Regions from separate parts of the Homo sapiens genome. Here all the other regions are linked to region 3. Evidence: read pairs that join two places in POLR2A ChIA-PET (ENCODE). Cell type or tissue: B cell. All regions are shown on one strand. Links, peaks and the distances in the headings refer to the core of each region. The heading gives the core; the rest is flanking DNA.

Region 1 (6,804 bases), core at 726-5,725, 52 kb before region 3:
AGTAAGCATAACACTAAGTTAGTAATACAGCTCAGCCACATTGTCCATTCAACATTTACAAAGACCTGTGCTAGACACTCTGGAATACTCATAGCTAAATTACATATGATTCCTTCCTTCTAGTGTAAGAATGATAACCCATATATAATTCTAGGTAGAGAGCATTAAGTACCACAAGGGGGTCTAAAAATTGAGATGACTTCGGTAGGGAGAGATTATTTTTTCCATAAGGTTTCATGAAAAGCATTTCAGCAGGGCACTGAAGAATGATGACAATGGCATAAAGGAAAAAACATTCCTAACGAAGAAAGGAAACATAAAAAGACAAAGAATCAGGAAACCATGGCAAGTCATGTAGTTTAACTGTTATTTATTTATTTATTTATTTATTTATTTATTTATTTATTTTTATTTAGATGGGGTCTCACTCTGTTGCCCAGGCTGGAGTGCAGTGATACCATCTTGGCTCACTGAGGCCTTGACCTCCTGGGCTCACAAGTGATCTTCTCACCTCAGCCTCTCAAGTAGCTGGAACTATAGGTGTGCACCACCATGCCCAGCTAATTTTGTTTATTTTTTGTAAAGACAAGGTCTCAGCCAGGCGTGGTGGCTCACGCCTGTAATCCTAACACTTTGGGAGACCGAGGCAGGCAGATCACGAGGTCAAGAGATCGAGACCATCCTGGCCAACATGGTGAAACCCTGTCTCTACTAAAAATACAAAAATTAGCTGGGTGTGGTGGTGCATGCCTGTAGTTCCAGCTACTGGGGAGGCTGAGGCAAAAGAATCGCTTGAACCCGGGAGGCGGAGGTTGCAGTGAGCCGAGATCGCACAACTGCACTCCAGCCTAGTGACAGAATGAGACTCTGTCTCAAAAGAAAAAAAAAAAAAAAAAAGACAAGGTCTCTCTACATTGCTCAGGTTGCTCTAGAACTCCTGGGCTCAAGTGATCCTCCCACTTTAGCCTCCCAACATGCTGGGATTATAGGTGTGGGCCACCGCACCCTGCCAATTTTATTCTTTTTTTTTTTTTTTCCAGAAACAAGGTCTCACTCTGTCACCCAGGCTGGAGTGCCCTGGTATAATCATGGCTCACTCAGCCTTGACCTGCTGGGCTCAAGTGATCCTCTCACCTCAGCCTCCCAAGTAGCTGGGACAACAGGTGCATGCCACCACACCTGGCTAATTTTTTAATGGAGATCTTGCTGTGTTGCCCAGGCTGCTCTTGGACTCCTGGCCTCAAGCAATCTTCCTACCTTGGCCTTCCAAAGTGTTGGGATTACAGGCATCAGCCACTGTGCCAGCCAAATGTATTTTAAAGTATATGAGGAAGAACAAAAGCGATTTGTATAACAGTAGGTAGCAAAAGGAATTCAGAACTTCCCAATCTCCCCAGTAGGTCTTTCTAAAAACCTTTGGCCCAGAATCTTTCTGGAACTGTCTCAGTTCAACTGCTAAATACTTCTGGGAAGTAACTTACTTCCATTCTGCTAATTCCTGCCATTTCCTAGAGTTTCCCTCCTTCTCAGGCCTTAGATATGCCCAGTACCCCATTAGGCTCTAGATTTAAAAGGCTTTTGAGGGGGAATCCGAGCACCTAATCAACATTTACAGCATATTTCATGAAACATATTTCAAATACAAAACATGAATTTCAAATTCATGAAACAAATATCTATCATTGCCTAGTATGTATCACGTATTGTGATAAGTCCAGGGACTACAAAAATGAATAAAAATATGTTTCCTGCCCTAAAGGAACCCACTGTCAACTTTGGAACAAAGACTCTTCACAAAATGGAAAATGCCTATGGAGACATCTTGAGAAGAGCCAAACATATCTTCTGGCTGGGCACGATGGCTCACGCCTGTAATCTCAGCACTTTGGGAGGCTGAGGTAGGGGGATCATTTGAGGTCAGGAGTTCAAGACCAGCCTGACCAACATGGTGAAACCTCATCTCAAATGAAAATACAAAAATTAGCTGGGCGTGGTGGCGCACGCCTGTAATCCCAGCTACTCAGGAGGCTAAGGCAGAAGACTTGCTTGAACCCAGGAGGCGGAGACTGCAGTGAGCCAAGATCATGCCACTGCACTCCAACCTGGGCGATTGAGTGACTGCCTCAAAAAATATATGTGTGTGTTTGTATGTGTGTGTGTATTTGTGTGTGTGTGTGTGTGTGTGTGTGTGTGTGTATCTTCCACGTCAGTTCTAACCAAGAAAGCAATTTTGCCTGATTTGTGACCACAGGAAAAAGGGTGCTCACTTTACTTTCAAATCAGTGCCCCAGTCACTGTTAGCACAAGCCACAGCAGTGGAGTAACCAACACATGATGTAAAATGCCTTCTATTTGCCTGGTGCTATGGCAAGTACTACAGGCAAGATCTGTAAAGATGGAAAGGGGCATCCCAGAGAAGAAAGCAGCAATCACAGCTAACGCAACTTATCCTGCTTCTGGGCTTCATCTTCCCCTAACTCATAGATTCAATCTGTCCTCCACTTTGACAGTCAAAGAGATCACCCTAAAACACAAGTCTGCTAATGTCAATGATACTGCCTTTGGAAAAATTATAACAGTGAAAAAAATATGGCAGTAAGAGATCTTATCTAACCCATGCTCCCCCATCTTGCCTTTCCCTTAATCATTCCTATGCTTAGGCTAAACTAACTTTGGGAGACATTTGGTTTATAGTTTAAATGATAAGAAACCTTCCCCAAAACTCAACCACCTTTGTAAAGCTAATGAAAGGCCATCAGGATAGAGGGAGGAGAGGAACCTGAATTCTGCTAAGCTGTAGACTGGTCACCAGATATGTCCTGCACATAACATCACTGTTGTAGATTGGCCTTTTGAGATATCTTTTCAGGTTTTTTGCATGTCTGACACCCAGAGCTCCACCTGGACCTGCCAACTCCACTCCTGTGGCCCTAGCCAGAAGCAACTCGCTAAAGAGAGCAGCTTCAAGATCCTATGATTTCATCTCCACCCAAACCAATCAGCCGCAAGCACTCCAACCCCTTCCCCCAAACTGCCTTTGAAAAACCTCTAACCTGGGGGGAGGGGGGAGGGATAGCATTTGGAGATATACCTAATGCTAAATGACGAGTTAATGGGTGCAGCACACCAACATGGCACACGTATACATACGTAACAAACCTGCACATTGTGCACATGTACCCTAAAACTTAAAGTATAATAATAATAAAATAAAATAAAATAGGAAAAAAATAAAAACCTCTAACCTATGAGCTGAAGATGAGGTTGATTTGAATAACAACTCCATCTCCCATGTGGTGTGGCCAGCCTTGTGTCAATTAAACTCTTTCGTCCCACCGCATAAACTCTTTCTTTACTGCAATGCTGTGGTCATTATTTGTACAGCAGGCAGGAAGAACCCATTGGGTGGTTACATCAATACCCTGCCTAAAATCTAGGTATAGTTCTCCATCACCTTGAGGATAAAATCTAAACTTCTTCACCAAGCATACCAGGCTCTTCGTAATCTGGTCCCTGATTACTTCTAATCACTGTGCCTGTGTACTCTCTGTGACAACAGGCTCAGCTACTTGCAGTTCCCGGAACACATCACTGACTTTGCACTCCCTCACATCACAGACTTTGCGTGTATTGTTCCTTCTCCCTAGACGGCCCTCCTCTCAATTTCTACTCCTCTTTCAGAACTTAGCTCTTAAAAATAGAAAGAAAAGAGAAGAAAAGAAAAGGTTTCTCTGTTCTCAGCATTCTCATCCCAGGATGAGTTAGTAAGCCCTCCCCTATGCTCCTGTAACACTTGATTTGTCCTTTAATCATAACGCTTGTTATTCTTTTTTTTTTTTTTTTTTTTTTTTGCGACAGAGTCTCGCTCTTGTCGCCCAGGCTGGAGTACAATGGCACGATCTCAGCTCACTGCAACTTCCGCCTCCCGAGTTCAAGCAATTCTCCTGCCTCAGCCTCCCAAGTAGCTGGGACTACAGGCACCCATCATCATGCCTGGCTAATTTTTGTATTTTTAGTAGAGATGGGGTTTCTCCATGTTGGCCAAGCTAGTCTCAAACTCCTGACCTCAGGTGATCCAACTGCCTCAGCCTCCCAAAGTGCTGGGATTACAGGCATGAGCCACCGTGCCTGACCCATGCTTGTCATTCTGTTCTGTAACTGTTTGACTTGTCTCCTTTAAAAGACTATGAGCTCCTTAAGGGCCACCATGTTTTTATTTCCATTAATATACTTAGTACCTAATATAGTGCTTAGTATCTAGCAGGCATTCAGGAAACTACATGCTTATTAAGGAATTCAATGAGTGAATAAACAGCACCAAACATTTACTGGATTCCATGTGTGAGGCACATGGTGAAGTCTTAAACTTAATCAATGTATTGAGTTTGTGAAAGGAAAATAAAATCTTGGGATCCCAAATTCACTATGCCAAAGGGAAAAGTTAAGCTTGGGAACTGAGTCATGCAGAAACTGCCTTCTTTTTGTTCCTAAACAGATAGCTGTAATTTCACAGTCTTACATTATCTTATGTAAAATGTAGATCTATTGAGCACTAGATAAATGCATAATTGACTTCCCCTCCATTCCTTTCTTTTCACATGTAAAATGCGAATTCACTGAGTGCTAATCAAAGCCTCCCAAGAATGTAACTGTTTGCCTCACTGCCTACCCTCCCCTTTCTTTTTCTTTCCTCCTCCTCCTCCTGCCTGTTCTTTCTCCTTTAAATATTGAAGTCCTCGGCTGGGCACGGTGGCTTACGCCTGTAATCCCAGCACTTTAGGAGGCTGAGGGGGGCGGATCACGAGGTCAGGAGATTGAGACCATCCTGGCTAACACGGTGAAACCCTGTCTCTACTAAAAATACAAAAAAAAAAAATTAGCCAGGCATGGTGGCGGGCACCTGTAGTCCCAGCTACTCAGGAGGCTGAGGCAGGAGAATGGCGTGAACAAGGGAGGCGGAGCTTGCAGTGAGCCCCGAGATCGTGCCACTGCACTCCAGCCTGGGCAACAGAGCAAGACGCCATCTCAAAAATAAATAAATAAATAAAGACAAAAATAAAATAGTCTTCCTGTATCATAGAATCATAAACTCTCTAGCTAGAGAAACTCCTCTACAATCACATGATCCAAACTTCTTACTGTATAGATAAGGGATCTAAGGTCCAGAGAAATTAAAAGAATACATGGCCAAATCAAGGTCACAATATGAACATCATTCCCCTCCTCAAAAACCTTCAGATAAATTCCAAACTCCTTAGCACGGCATTCAAAGCTCTTTACAACCTGACCTCAACCCACCTATTCAATCTCATTTCCCTCTCATGTCTCCTACAAGCCCTTGGTTCCAATCTGTTTTCTTCCTATCCTCTGAACTTATGCTACTTGGCCTCATTCTGTTCTTTTTCTGGAGTGTCCCTCCACCTTCCTCTCCAACCTTTGCAGGTTTGCAACACTCACTTGTTCAGAAAGCCTTCCCTGGCTTAGCCCATGGGGCAGCTCTCATAGCTCTGAACTCCCAAAGCCTTCATGGTCCATGACACTTGTTGGCTGATGTTATTGCGAAAGTTTCCCATTCACAATAATTGCACCTCGGATAAACCTCATTGGCTACAATAATACCACTGCGCACAACCAGCCAGTATTATTTTACATGCATTCCCAACATTGTGATTTACATGATCTTCTATCTTATTACCTCTCACCCCATCTAGACTGCAACCTCCTTAAAGGCAAGAGATTGTACTTTATATTTCTCCACAGCTCCCAACTGCACCTAACCTGTGACTATGAGCATTTACTGAGCACCTATAATGTGTAAGTTGCTGTTCTAAGGCCTTTGTGTACATGATGTCATTTGATCCTCATAATTCAGCCAGGCACGGTGGCTCACGCCTATAATTCCAGAACTTTAGGTGGCTGAGGTGGGAGGACTGCTTGAGCCCAGCAGTTTCAGACGAGCCTGGGCAATATAGAGAGACTTCATCTCCACAAGAAATTTAAAAATTAGCCAGGCATGGTGGCACACATCTGTAGTCCCAGCTACTTGGGAGGCTGAGATGGGAAAATTGCTTGAGCCCAGGAAGACGAGGCTACAGTGAGCTGTGATCAAGCCACTGCACTCCAGCCTGGTAACAGAATGAGACTCTGTCTCAAAAAAGATCTTCATAATTTTCTCAAATGAGAAAAGTGAGGCTCACAAAAGAGTAAACTGTCAAGATCACACAACTTAACTAAAAAGTGGCAGAGCTATAGTGAAATGCAGGTTCCTCAGCTTCCATAAAAACATTTAGCCAAAAACCATGCTGCCTCTAACCCAGTTGGTGTCTTGAATGGGACAGGTGCACCCGAACTGCTCAGTGACTAACCAAGACATTCACAAGCCCAGGCAGAGGGCCAAAGTATACATGACAAAGAATCAGAGCAGGCTTGATGCTCCCTTCCCCTGAAGCCCAGATTTGGGTTTCCCCAGGTCCCTGCAGGGTCTCCTTTGTTTCTTGGCATTGACTCTTCACCTTGTGCCAATTTAGGCAGAGGCCCCACTCTGTTCCCCAGGTAGCTTATCCAGGAGCCCTGACCAAATGGGTAAGACAGCAGGATACAAAAAGCCAGATTCCTCTGAAGCAGTGAGAAAAGTGATTCTTGAGCAACTGGCTCACTGGAAGGGAGCCCTTTCCTATGGCCACCCTGCTCCTGTGTTTTCCTTTCGGGGCCTGTTAGGCAACTTTGGGATTAGAGAAACAAGACTTTGCCAACAAACTGTGTCTAACAGAGTCGGAGTGGAAGAAGCCCTGACACCTTGCAAAC
Region 2 (6,804 bases), core at 1,078-6,077, 81 kb before region 3:
TGCCCTTCAGCGATTATTTAAATTATTGTTAAAGAATACACAATTTGGGGTATTGGGATTTTTCTCCTTTTCTCTGAGACATTCCACCATTTTAATTTTTGTAACTGCTTATTTATGTGAAAAGGGTTATTTTTACTTAGCTTAGCTATGTCAGCCAATCCGATTGCCTTAGGTGAAAGAAACCACCGAAATCCCTCAGGTCCCTTGGTCAGGAGCCTCTCAAGATTTTTTTTGTCAGAGGCTCCAAATAGAAAATAAGAAAAGGTTTTCTTCATTCATGGCTAGAGCTAGATTTAACTCAGTTTCTAGGCACCTCAGACCAATCATCAACTACCATTCTATTCCATGTTTGCACCTGTGCATTTTCTGTTTGCCCCCATTCACTTTGTCAGGAAACCTTGGCCTCTGCTAAGGTGTATTTGGTCCTTGAGAAGTGGGAGCACCCTACAGGGACACTATCACTCATGCTGGTGGCATTGTTTACAGCTAGAAAGCTGCACTGGTGCTAATGCCCCTTGGGGAAATGGGGCTGTGAGGAGGAGGATTATAACTTAGGCCTAGCCTCTTTTAACAGCCTCTGAAATTTATCTTTTCTTCTATGGGGTCTATAAATGTATCTTATAATAAAAAGGAAGGACAGGAGGAAGACAGGCAAATGTACTTCTCACCCAGTCTTCTACACAGATGGAATCTCTTTGGGGCTAAGAGAAAGGTTTTATTCTATATTGCTTACCTGATCTCATGTTAGGCCTAAGAGGCTTTCTCCAGGAGGATTAGCTTGGAGTTCTCTATACTCAGGTACCTCTTTCAGGGTTTTCTAACCCTGACACGGACTGTGCATACTTTCCCTCATCCATGCTGTGCTGTGTTATTTAATTTTTCCTGGCTAAGATCATGTCTGAATTATGTATGAAAATTATTCTATGTTTTTATAATAAAAATAATATATCAGACATCGACATGCTGCCTCATGGTTGATACTACCTTGGACAATGTTTTTCTCTACAGGCAGAATAAACAAATTGTTCAATGGGGAGTCAGAGTAAAACTCTTTTTTTTTTTTTTTTGAGACAGAGTCTCACTGTGTCGCCCAGGCTGGAGTGCAGTGGCGCAATCTCCGCTCACTGCAACCTCCACTTCCCTGGTTCAAGCAATTCCCCTGCCCCAGCCTCCCCAAGTAGCTGGGATTACAGGTGCATGCCACCATGCCCAGCTAATTTTTTTGTATTTTTAGTAGAGACGGGGTTTCATTATATTGGCCAGACTGGTCTCAAACTCCTGACCTCAGGCAGTCCGCCCGCCTTGGCCTCCCAAAGTGCTGGAATTACAGGCGTGAGCCACTGCGCCCGGCCGTGAAACTATTTTTAAGCCTACAGATATTTGATCTAGTGATCAGAGAATTAGCTAAATTCATTTGCATACCTGCTAACAAAGTGAGTATATCTGGGAGCAACAGACCACAGCTCCAACTTGCCTGGGAGGAAGTGCCTATCTTCCTCTGGGAGGGAAGATGATCTCATGAGTAAAAGACCTCCCAGCCTCTTCATTAGGGGCCAACAACACTTCCCACACCAGCGGCTCCAGTGAATCAGATGTAGCTATACAAGGGTCTCCACAGGTTCATTCACATAGAAATCCCTCTAGACCTTCTAACTCTTCCTGGTTCCCAATTCCTTTATTCTGCCCTCTAGGAGGGTCGGATCTCTTCTAACCCGAATAGCCTTCATTTATTAATTCTGCTAAGTACTAAGCTATAACCTCATTTCCTTCACTTCCAAGCAATTGAAACACATGTGTTGTCTTTGCCTTTCCTCATCACCTAATTTTTCCTGGCCCTCTGCAGTGCCTCCCTACCCAAGATCGCTGGGAACAGCACAAAATCAGTATCCATGTCTTGGCCAAATCCAAAGGCATTTTTAGGGACCTCACACTTTTTCCTTTTACAATATCTAAGATGACAGACAACTTTTCCCTTCTGGAAAGCTCTCCTCCCTCCATTTCCCACTTACGACTGCTCCCCCACACCAGATTTAGTACTCAGACCCTTCTTGTCTCCCTCCATCTACCCTCTTTCATCAGCTTAGTGACCTCTCTGGAGATGGCTCTTAATTTATATCTCTAGCCCCAACTACTTCCAGAACTCATGACACCCACATCCAAATACTGTCTGAAGTTACCCATTTAAACAAGCTCTCCCACACAGCTCACTCATTTCTCCCAGTGACACCCCCTAAGTTTCCACAGCCCCTGCTCATTTGTTTCCAGATTCAATACATTGTGAAAGCCTCTTGATCCTTTTTTAACAACTGTCAGTTATGCTGTTCTCACCATTCCCATAAACCTAACTGACCCAGACCCTCAACAACACTCAAAGTCTTGCTTGACTTCTTGTCTCCAGTCTCTCCGAAATCTTTCTTGCATATGACTGCCTCATTACCCTCCTAGTACACTCCCCTATTCAAAAATCTACAGTGGCCTACTCTGGCCTATTAGATAAGTTCAAACTTCTTCTAAAGAGAAGATGTTTCTGACCGAGTGCGGTGGCTCATGCCTGTAATCCCAGCACTTTGGGAGGCCAACGTGGGTGTATCACTTGAGGTCAGGAGTTCGAGACCAGCCTGGCCAACATGGTGAAATTCTGTCTCTACTAAAAATACAAAAATTCACTGGGTGTGGTGGTGGGCGCCTGTAATCCCAGCTACTCTGGAGGCTGAGGCAGGAGAATCACTTGAACCTGGGAGGCACAGGTTGCAGTGAGCCGAGATCATGCTATTGCACTCTACCCTGGATGACAGAGCCAGACTCCATCTCAAAAAAAAGAAAAAAAAGAAGTTTCTTCCTTCCTTTATCACTACTTCCTTGTATAATTCCTCCATCCTAATTAGATCTCTCTCCCTACATATCCCTGCCCCTCCACCCCACACACAGAATTCTTAGTTCCAAGGCTACACCTAAAAACATACCAAACAGGGTGACCTCCATCTACCAGCTGCACTGTGGAGTTACCCACATCCTTCATCGCAAGCAACCTCTGACCTTGTGGAGAACAAAGACTGTAGCATTAACATGTGAACCTGAGACCCAGGACACAACCTATGTGTGGCTGAGAATCTCTTCCTGATGACCAATTCATGTGTTCATGAAAGATACAGAAATGAAAAAGGCAAGGTCCCTACCCCAAGGAATATAAAGCCCAAGACAGGAGATAAGACCTGAAAAATAATCATAATACCGAAAAAGAAAGGCGTAAATGCCACAAGAAGTCAAGAGAAATCTAATGGGAAATGTGGCTGCACGCTGGAATAACTGGGGAATTTTTTAAAAGAACAACTGATGCTCAGACTCCACCCACAAATTCCAACATAATTGGTCTGGAGAGGGATCCAGGCTTTGTAAACTTTTTTTTTTTTTTTTTTTTTTTTTTTGAGACAAGTCTCACTCTGTTGCCCAGACTGGAGTGCAGCGGCATGATCTCAGCTCACTGCAGGCTCTGCCTCCCAGGTTCAAACAATTCTCCTGCCTCAGCCTCCTGAGTAGCTGGGACTACAGGCGCCTGCCACCACACCCAGCTAATTTTTTGTATTTTTAGTAGAGACAGGGTTTCACTGTGTTAGCCAGGATGGTCTCAATCTCCTGACCTTGTTATCCACCCGGCTCAGCCTCCCAAAGTGCTGGAATTACAGGCATGAGCCACAGCGCCCGGCCCAGGCTTTGTAATTTTTAAGCCTTCCCAGACACTACTAACATATAGCCAGGATGGAGCTAATAGGTAAGACCTGGGGCTAAATCAATGGTTTTTAGCTAGGGGTATGCATCAGAATTACCTAGGGAACGTTTTCAACATACGTAAGTATATATACCATCCCTGGAAAAGCTGATACAATATGCCTGTAGTGAGACCTGGGCTTGTGTATTCTGAAACACTCCCAAGTGATTCTCACATTTATTCCGTGTTAGGAAACAGTGTCCTGAAGCACAGGTAGGAATTAAATTATAAAAAGAGTTGGAAGGACATACTATATGATGGGCATGAGATGAATAATCTATTCTGCAAAGCACAGAGAGGTACTCAAGAAGAAATTGTTGGCAACTGGCTGAACTTTAAAAGATTTGACCATACCAAGTGAGGATGGGGAATGATTGGTATTCTTATGTATTGCTAGGGGAAATATAAAATGGCACACCCACTCTAGAAAACAGTTGACACTTTCTTATAAAGTTCAATATACACTTTTACAATCCAGCAATCCTACTCATAGATATTTACCCAAGAGAAATGAAAATACATATCCACACAAACAGTTGTACATGAATGCTCATAGCAGTATTATTCATAATAGCCAAAAACTGGAAACCCAAATGTCTATCAGCAGATGAATGGATAAACAAATTACGGAATATCCATACCATAGTATACTAATCAGCAATCAAAGGGTACAATCTACAGACAAAACAAAATGGATGGGCTGGCAGCATGGCTCATACCTTCAATCTCAGCACTTTAGGAGGCCAAGGTGGAAGGATCTGCTTGAGACCAGGAGTTCAAAGCTGCAGTGAGCTATGATCATACTATGGCACTCCGGCCTGCACAACAGAATGAGACCCTCCCTGTAAGGACGCGTGGTGGCTCACGCCTGTAATCCCAGCACTTTGGGAGGCCGAGGCAGGTGGATCATGAGGTCAAGAGATCGAGACCATCCTGGCCAACATGGTGAAACCCTGTCTGTACAAAAAATACAAAAATTAGCTGGGCATGGTGGTGCGCGCCTGTAGTCCCAGCTTCTTGGGAGGCTGAAGCAGGAGAATCGCTTGAACCCGGGAGGCAGAGGTTGCAGTGAGCCGAGATCACACCACTGCACTCCAACCTGGTGACAGAGCAAGACTGCATCTCAAAAAAAAAAAAGATAAATCTTGAAAACATTATACCATGCAAAAGAAGCCAGACACAAAGGAGTGCATGCTATATAATGTCATTGTTCTTTTTCAGAGGGGGTCTCACTCTGTCACCCAGGCCGAGTGTAGTGGCACGATCACGGCTTACTGCAGCCTTGACCTCCCAGGCTCAAGTAATCCTCCCACTTCAACCTCCTCAGTAGCTGGGACTACAGATGCATGCCACCACCACACCCGGCTAATTTTTTATTTTTTATAGAGAGGAGGTCTCGCTATGTTGCCCAGACTGGTCTTGAACTCCTGGAGGCAAGTGATCTTCCCGCCTCGGCCCTCCCAAAGTGCTGGAATTACAAGCATGAGCCATTATGCCCAGCCTATATGATGCCATTTAAATGAAGCTCCAGAATAGGCAATTCCAATTAAAGATGTTAAGAATTCGCCCTAGGCCAGGCGCGATGGCTCACACCTGTAATCCCAGCACTTTGGGAGGCCGAGGCAGGCGGATCACAAAGTCAGGAGATCTAGACCATCCTGCTAACACGGTGAAACCCCGTCTCTACTAAAAAATACAAAAAATTAGCCGGGCGTGTTGACAACTGCCTGTAGTCCCAGCTAATCGTGAGGCTGAGGCAGGAGAATGAGATGAACCCAGGAGGCAGAGCTTGCAGTGAGCCGAGATCGAGCCATTGCACTCCAGCCTGGGTGACAGAGGAGCGAGACTCTCTCTCAAAAAAAAAAAAACAGAATTCGCCCTAGAGGGTGGGATTAATGACAAAGATGCTCAAGGGAGCTCTGGGGCTGATGGAAATGTTCTACATCTCAATTCAGGTAGTGATTGCATGGGTATACACATTTACCAAAAATCAACTTGTATACTTGAGATCTATAGACATTTCAATGTATTTTAATTTTACTTCAAGTTTTAAATATAAACTAAGGAAAGGAGCCACTAATTCAATCTATCAGGTACAAAGCACCTGTATTCATGTTCTATTGCTATACAATAAACCGCCACTAATTTAGTGGCTTAAAACAACACTTACTCATTAGTTTGCAGAATTCAGTTCCTTGAAGTCAGTTTGAGTTCCCCACTGTCCTGTTGTCGGCCAGGGACTATTATTAGCTCCTAGAAGACCTTTTCAGGTCCTAGCACTGTGACCTCCTCCATCTTAGCCATGGAGAACCTCTCTCAAGTCAAATCCCTCTCACACTTCTACTATCTCTGATTTTCCCTTCTGAGACCAGCCTGAGAAAAAGCTCTGATTTTGCTTTTAAAAAGCTCATGTGATTACATTAGGTCCACTCAGATCATTTCCCTTCTGATTAATTCAAAATCAACTAAGTTGTAACCTTAATTATGTCTTCAAAATCCTGTTTGCCACACAAGGTAACATAATCGTGGGTGTGGTTTCTCATCATATTCATAGTTCTAGGTATTAGGGGCCATCTTAGAATTCTGTGTACCAAGCACACATAAAGCCACTGGTGCTTTCTGGAAACTCCTTTACAATCCTGTTCTGAGGAAGTGGCAAAGAAGCCAAAAATGATCAATCCAACTTTTTGTTTTGTTTTTTTTTGAGACAGTCTCACTCTGTCACCCAAGCTGGAGTATAGTGGCACAATCTCAGCCCAATGCAACCTCGGTATCCTGGGCTCAAGTGATTCTCGTGCCTCAGCCTCCTGAGTAGCTGGGATTACAGGTGCATGCTACCACACCAGGCTAATTTTTGTATTCTTTTTAGTAGAGATGGGGTTTTGCCATGTTGGTCAGGCTGGTCTCAAACTCCTGGCCTCAAGTGATCCACCTACCTTGGCCTCCCAGAGTGCTGGGATTATAGGTGTCAGCCACTGTGCCTGGCCCCCAACTTTTATTTTTTGAGACAGGATCTCACTATGTTGCCCAGGCTGGAG
Region 3 (5,000 bases), core at 1-5,000:
TAGCTCTGGTCATCCTTCAACAATCCTGAGATAAAGATCAACATCCCCATTATTAAAAAAAAAAAAAAAAAAAAAAAAGGCTGGGCGCAGTGGCTCACACCTGTAATCCCAGCACTTTGGGAGGCCGAGGCAGATGGATTGCTTGAGGCCAGGAGTTCAAGACCAGCCTAGCCAAGATGGTGAAACACCGTCTCTACTAAAAATACAAAAATTAGCCAGGCGTGGTGGCAGGTGCCTGTAATCCCAGCTACTCGGGAGGCTGAGGCAGAGAAACACTTGAACCCGGGAGGCAAAGGTTGCAATGAGCTGAGATCGTGCCACTGCACTCCAGCCTGGGTGACAGAGTAAGACTCCATCTCAAAAAAAGAAAAAAACAAAGTCTCACTCTGTCGCCCAGGCTGGGGTGCACTGGTATGATCATGGCTCACTGCAGCCTCAAACTCCTGGGCTCAAGCGATCCTCATACCTCAGCCTCCGGAGTAGGTGGGACTACAAGTGCACCACCATGCCCCGCTAATTTTTACATTTTCCGTAGAGACGTGGCCTCGCTATGTTGCCCAGGCTGGTCTCGAACTCCTGGCCCCAAGCAAGCCTCCCACCTCAGCTTCCCAAAGTGCTGAGATTACAGGCATGAGCCACCGAGCACCTGGCCAACATCCTCATTTTAGAAATGAGGACATCAGGTAGAAAATAAAGAAGTAAGGGTTCTTGCACAGGGCCATGCAGTTAGGAAGTGGCAAAGTCAGGATTTGAAGCCGGGGTCTTTCTCCCCTGGACCAGGCTGCCTCCCTATAGAGGATTTGGGGAAAATCAAATCCCAGAGTGGGAAGGCACTCTGAGCTAGGGACCAGGAGACCAGGAAAGCGGCCCTCTTGCCAGTGTTCATTCATCCATCCACAGAAACTGACTGAGCACCAGCTCTGGGGTAGACACGGGCGTAAGTCCCAGCAATACAATACAAAGACGGTACCTTACCCTTCTGGAGTTTCCAGGCAGGCTAGGCAGAACATTGGGGCATCAACAGTCTCTCAGTTTACCAGGTCTGTCCTCTTCTGCCAGGAAGATACCTGCTCCCTGCCAGGCTGCCTCCATAGGGGACTCAGTCCAGCCAGGCGGAAGGGCCTTGCGGGTTGTGTTCTCAGCAAGGAGGAGCCGGGAGAGAGGTGCGGGAGCCGCCAAGGTCTCAGGCAAGGTCAGGGACTGACGGCAGGAAAGTTGGGGGAGCAGCATCAGAGGATAACGGGCCCAAGGCTCTGGGCTCACCGCAGGCACTCCCTCGCCTTCTCCGCCTCTTCCCGGGGCCCAGTGCTGCCCCCTGCCTGCTTCACAGGAGCCCCAGGAAGCTCCGATCTTCCTTCTCTAGGCTCAAAACCCCTGCCATGGAGAAGGGGGGAATACAAGTTTTATCTATGGAACTGGAGGTTACTTGTTGAAGTCCCCTGATGTGGGGGGAAAAACCAACGCAGCCCTAATCCTGAAGCTGAGGGTATCTGTGAGGCCCTGGTCCAGAGGGCAGGCAATGGCGGCCCCTCCGCCCAGAGGCCAGTCTGTCTTGTCTCTCCCACAGCTGATAAGAGAGTAACGCGTTTCTCAGCGCCGGGGCTGCTGGGTATGCTTTGAGAGGGAAGGAAGAGGGGCGGCAGGCAAAGGCAGGGATTGAGGCCTGCTCTCCCCAGTGCTGAGGATAGAAAGCTGTTTCTCCAGGCCTCCAGAGCACAGTCTCAAGGGATGCCCGCCCCACACCACCGCGGCGGGCGAGGTTGCCTTTCAGGCGGTCCAGAAGCAGTTGGCTGTGTGCGTGTGAGCAAGGCGGTCCAGAAGCAGTTGGCTGTGTGCGTGTGAGCAAGCCTCGAGCCTCCTCTGTTTCCCGCCATTTCTCAAGCATGCGTCGTTCCCTCTACCTCCGCTCTTGGGCCGGCCCGCGGCCTGAAGCTAGTGCGCAGGCGCCGAGCGTTCTCCTACCACCATCCCCCACCCTCATTATCGGGAGCATGGATTAGGGGGCGGAGACAGAGGGAGAAAGATCCCCCAGGAAAAGCGCAATAGGAGAACTAGGAGACAGGAGAGGGAAAGCGGGGCTCCCTCCTCCAACGGCTCTCAGGCACAGCCACGCCTCCAGCGCTGGCGCCCCGCCTCGTCTTTGAGTTGGCAGAGGACCTGGCCCGCCCCCACCCCAGGCAGAGGCTCAGAGGCGCCCCACTTTCCCCCTTCAAAAGGCGGGCCGGGCCGCGTGCTAGGGCATCCCTCCCTGGGAAGGTGAGTGGGATGGCGAGACTGAGCCAGCACATGGGAGGCTTCCCAGCACGTGGGAAGATCGGGACTTCCCTGCTGGGGTGCTCCCCGCGGGGCTCCGCACTAGTCCTGCCCGAAGGACGCTTTTCGCCACCCCCGGGGTTGCCTTTTTGTTGGCCGCGAGCCCTTTAATGCGCGGTAGGGGGCGGAGCCAGATCTTAAATTCTGGCGGTTGGGGGCGGAGCACGGCAGCGGAGGGAGACCAGAATTGGTTAGGGAGCTGGACCCAGAGAAGAGCAAGCTCGGGATTGGGTAATAGGGGGGCCCGACAGTAGTGTGTAGCGAGGATTGGCCCTCCGGGCAGGGCCTCGCGGCTGGAATTGGCCCCCGCGGGAGGACCGCGGGGAATTGATGGAGTTGGCCGGGGGAACGGAGCCCGCCGAGGCCGCTATGGCCCCGGCCTCGAAGAATGCCAAAGAGGGCTCAAGGAGCCACGGTCGCCGGCGGTGGCGAAAAGACAAGGCCAAAGGTGAGCGCGCGGAGACCGGCAGCAGCCCGGAAGGAACCTCGTACATCCTACGGGGCAGTGGGGACAGCGTGGACTGGCCCACTGCCACAGGGAGTTGGGGGGGTCCGCGGACTGGCCCATTGCCGCTTGCGGGGACAACGGGATGATCCATTGTGAGAAGGGGGTGATGTGACAGCCGAGAGGCCCACCCTGGCACAGGGACTAGCTGACGCCCGGATCGGCTTGGGAGCAGAGTCCGGAATGCGAGCTTCGTGGACCAGGGTTCCCGCTCGGATTCCGTATTCGCTGTGTGACCAAGGGCAACGGATGCCCTCAGTGTTTCCCACCTGGGGAATGCTTCAAGCGCCGATGTTCAGGGCTCCAGCGCTCTTGAGAGGATAAGGGGGAAGGAGGTTAGCAGGTGTTACTCAAAGAGGAAGTCTAGCGGTGAGTCAAGGAGAGGTAGGAGGAAGGGGTGCCCATAGTGGAGAGTGCAGCGGGGCCAGTAAAGTTCATCGCAGTCCCGGCCTCCCACCCGGCAAGTCAGTCCATCCATCCATCCATTCATTGTCAGTCAACCCGCTTCAGCCGGCTCCACTGGGGCCTAGCCCTGACCCCTACCCTTTCCAGGACAACGGGCCCTGGCTTGGCTTCAGACCTCCACACCTGCCTCAGCAAAAGGGAAGGCCTCATTTCTCTAGGGTGTCACATTATTTTCAGGTCTCAAAAGGCGGAACAAAGGCTGACAGACCAACAGAAATGCTGCAAGCCTCAGGCAGGGGCAGGTCCTCAGTTACAAGCATTTATCAATCAGCATGGGGACCCGTGGGAGGTTCCCATGCAGGAAGGAAACTAACACCACCCCTCAGCCCCAGGGACCCCAAACTCATTGCTTCCCCTGCCGTAGAACACATCATTAGCCCAGAATAGACCTGGAGTTGGCTTCAGACACACGCAGGCTCAGACAGGCTCAGAGGGCAGACGGACTGGAGCCCAAGGGCACTCGCTGTCACAGCAAGACACTGAGCCTCACACCAGTATAGCATACCCAGAGGCAGTACAGACTGTAGTTAAGAAACGTGGGCGTCGGAGATCCGGTTCCTCAGGCTGGGAGCTGTGATGTTCTGGGCAGGAGACTCCCTCTTTCCCTGCCTCAGCTTTCTGAGCTCTAAAATGGGTATGATGATAGGAGTACCTCCTTTTGTGAGGTTAGAATGAATGTAGAGCGTTTGGCACAGGCACGCAGCAAACCCTCAGGAGAAGTGAAGGTTATTGTTACTGTTAGTCCCCACCGGACGGTGAACATCCTAAAAGCAGGGCTGTATCTGCCTTGTTTACCCTGTATTTCTAGAGCCTGGTATGCCAGGCAAATAGGCACTCAAATATTTATTGGATTAATAAGTGAAGGAATGTGTGAACTGTAACAGAGATCATAATAATCACGCTTCCCTTAGGGTTGTCATGAGGAGTCAGAATCCAGTTGGGCAGGGCTCCCTGCAAAACGAGCCATTCACAAAGGCTCATTCCTGCAAACTCCAAGATTTGCCTGTCATTTCCTGAAGCCCCGCCCTCGTGCCAGGCTTTAGATAAATTAATCAGACCTCACTCCTGCCTCAAGGGCATCTGGGCTGGCTGGAGCAATCCTCGTCATCAGTTTCATCTTGCCAGTAACTGGATGAGGCTAGTGTCCTTAGGATCACCCCATTTCCCAGATGACGACACTGGGGCTCTGAGGGACCAAGGCCGCCTGGGCTTCCTTACTTGGCCAGTGAGGGCAAAGAGATGGCTGCCTCAGCCTCCTCGGGGCAGGGAGTTTGTGGACGCACAACTGCTGTGGGCCCAAACTTGATTCTGGGCCCAAGAGGTTCCAGTCACACAGATTCATTCAGCAGACATTCACTGAACACTGAGCTGTGCCAGGCCTGGGCTGACAGATTCACAGTTGAGCTGGGGACACAGATATTACTCAGATAAGACTATGATTGTAAACTGTGATAAATACAACAGAGAAAAACACCCTGGGAAGATAGAATTGAGAGGCTTCCCAAGGAGGCAATATTGGACCCAAGATGGACAGGCGTTAAGTGCTGTGCAGGGGGCAGGCAGGGGAACAGAGAGGACAGTATGGAGAAAGACCCGAGGCTTGAGGAAACACTGAGTTACAGTGCAGAGGGAGCTCAGCCAGGGCCAGGAGGAAGAGGAAGAGGAAACAGGGCAGGCAGTTTAAGAGAGGAGGATGGTAGCTGGGTACAGCGGCTCA

The links. Peaks named below come from ENCODE experiments on the same cell type or tissue, not always from the same donor. Only the 100,000 strongest peaks of a DNase experiment are listed, where the experiment ranks them.
Region 1: POLR2A ChIA-PET joins it to region 3 with 9 read pairs; 3 of 35 experiments call an interaction of 5 or more read pairs at or near these places.
Region 2: POLR2A ChIA-PET joins it to region 3 with 9 read pairs; 3 of 35 experiments call an interaction of 5 or more read pairs at or near these places.

What each region holds. Positions count from the first base shown.
Region 1 is chr19:42,471,704-42,478,507 of GRCh38, reverse strand. The region is part of intron 1 of LIPE-AS1 (LIPE antisense RNA 1); the gene reads right to left. It also overlaps the pseudogene RNU4-60P. Among named protein-coding and RNA genes, the nearest start is that of CXCL17, 32 kb to the right of the region's middle. RefSeq lists enhancers at 4,255-5,235, 6,216-6,804. In B cell, for the core only: no CTCF peak of the experiment used is centred there; no DNase peak of the experiment used is centred there.
Region 2 is chr19:42,501,461-42,508,264 of GRCh38, reverse strand. All of the region lies in intron 2 of LIPE-AS1 (LIPE antisense RNA 1), which reads right to left. It overlaps CEACAM1 (CEA cell adhesion molecule 1), which reads left to right. Exons shown (of 9, transcript NM_001712.5): 9 at 1-959. Among named protein-coding and RNA genes, the nearest start is that of CEACAM1, 24 kb to the left of the region's middle. In B cell, for the core only: no CTCF peak of the experiment used is centred there; no DNase peak of the experiment used is centred there.
Region 3 is chr19:42,421,180-42,426,179 of GRCh38, reverse strand. The region is part of intron 1 of LIPE (lipase E, hormone sensitive type); the gene reads left to right. The region is part of intron 1 of LIPE-AS1 (LIPE antisense RNA 1); the gene reads right to left. Among named protein-coding and RNA genes, the nearest start is that of LIPE, 3.7 kb to the left of the region's middle. RefSeq lists enhancers at 2,601-2,670, 2,861-2,940. In B cell, for the core only: no CTCF peak of the experiment used is centred there; DNase peaks (open chromatin) are centred at 1,169, 2,469 and 3,169; H3K4me3 peaks cover 2,358 bases; H3K27ac peaks cover 2,894 bases.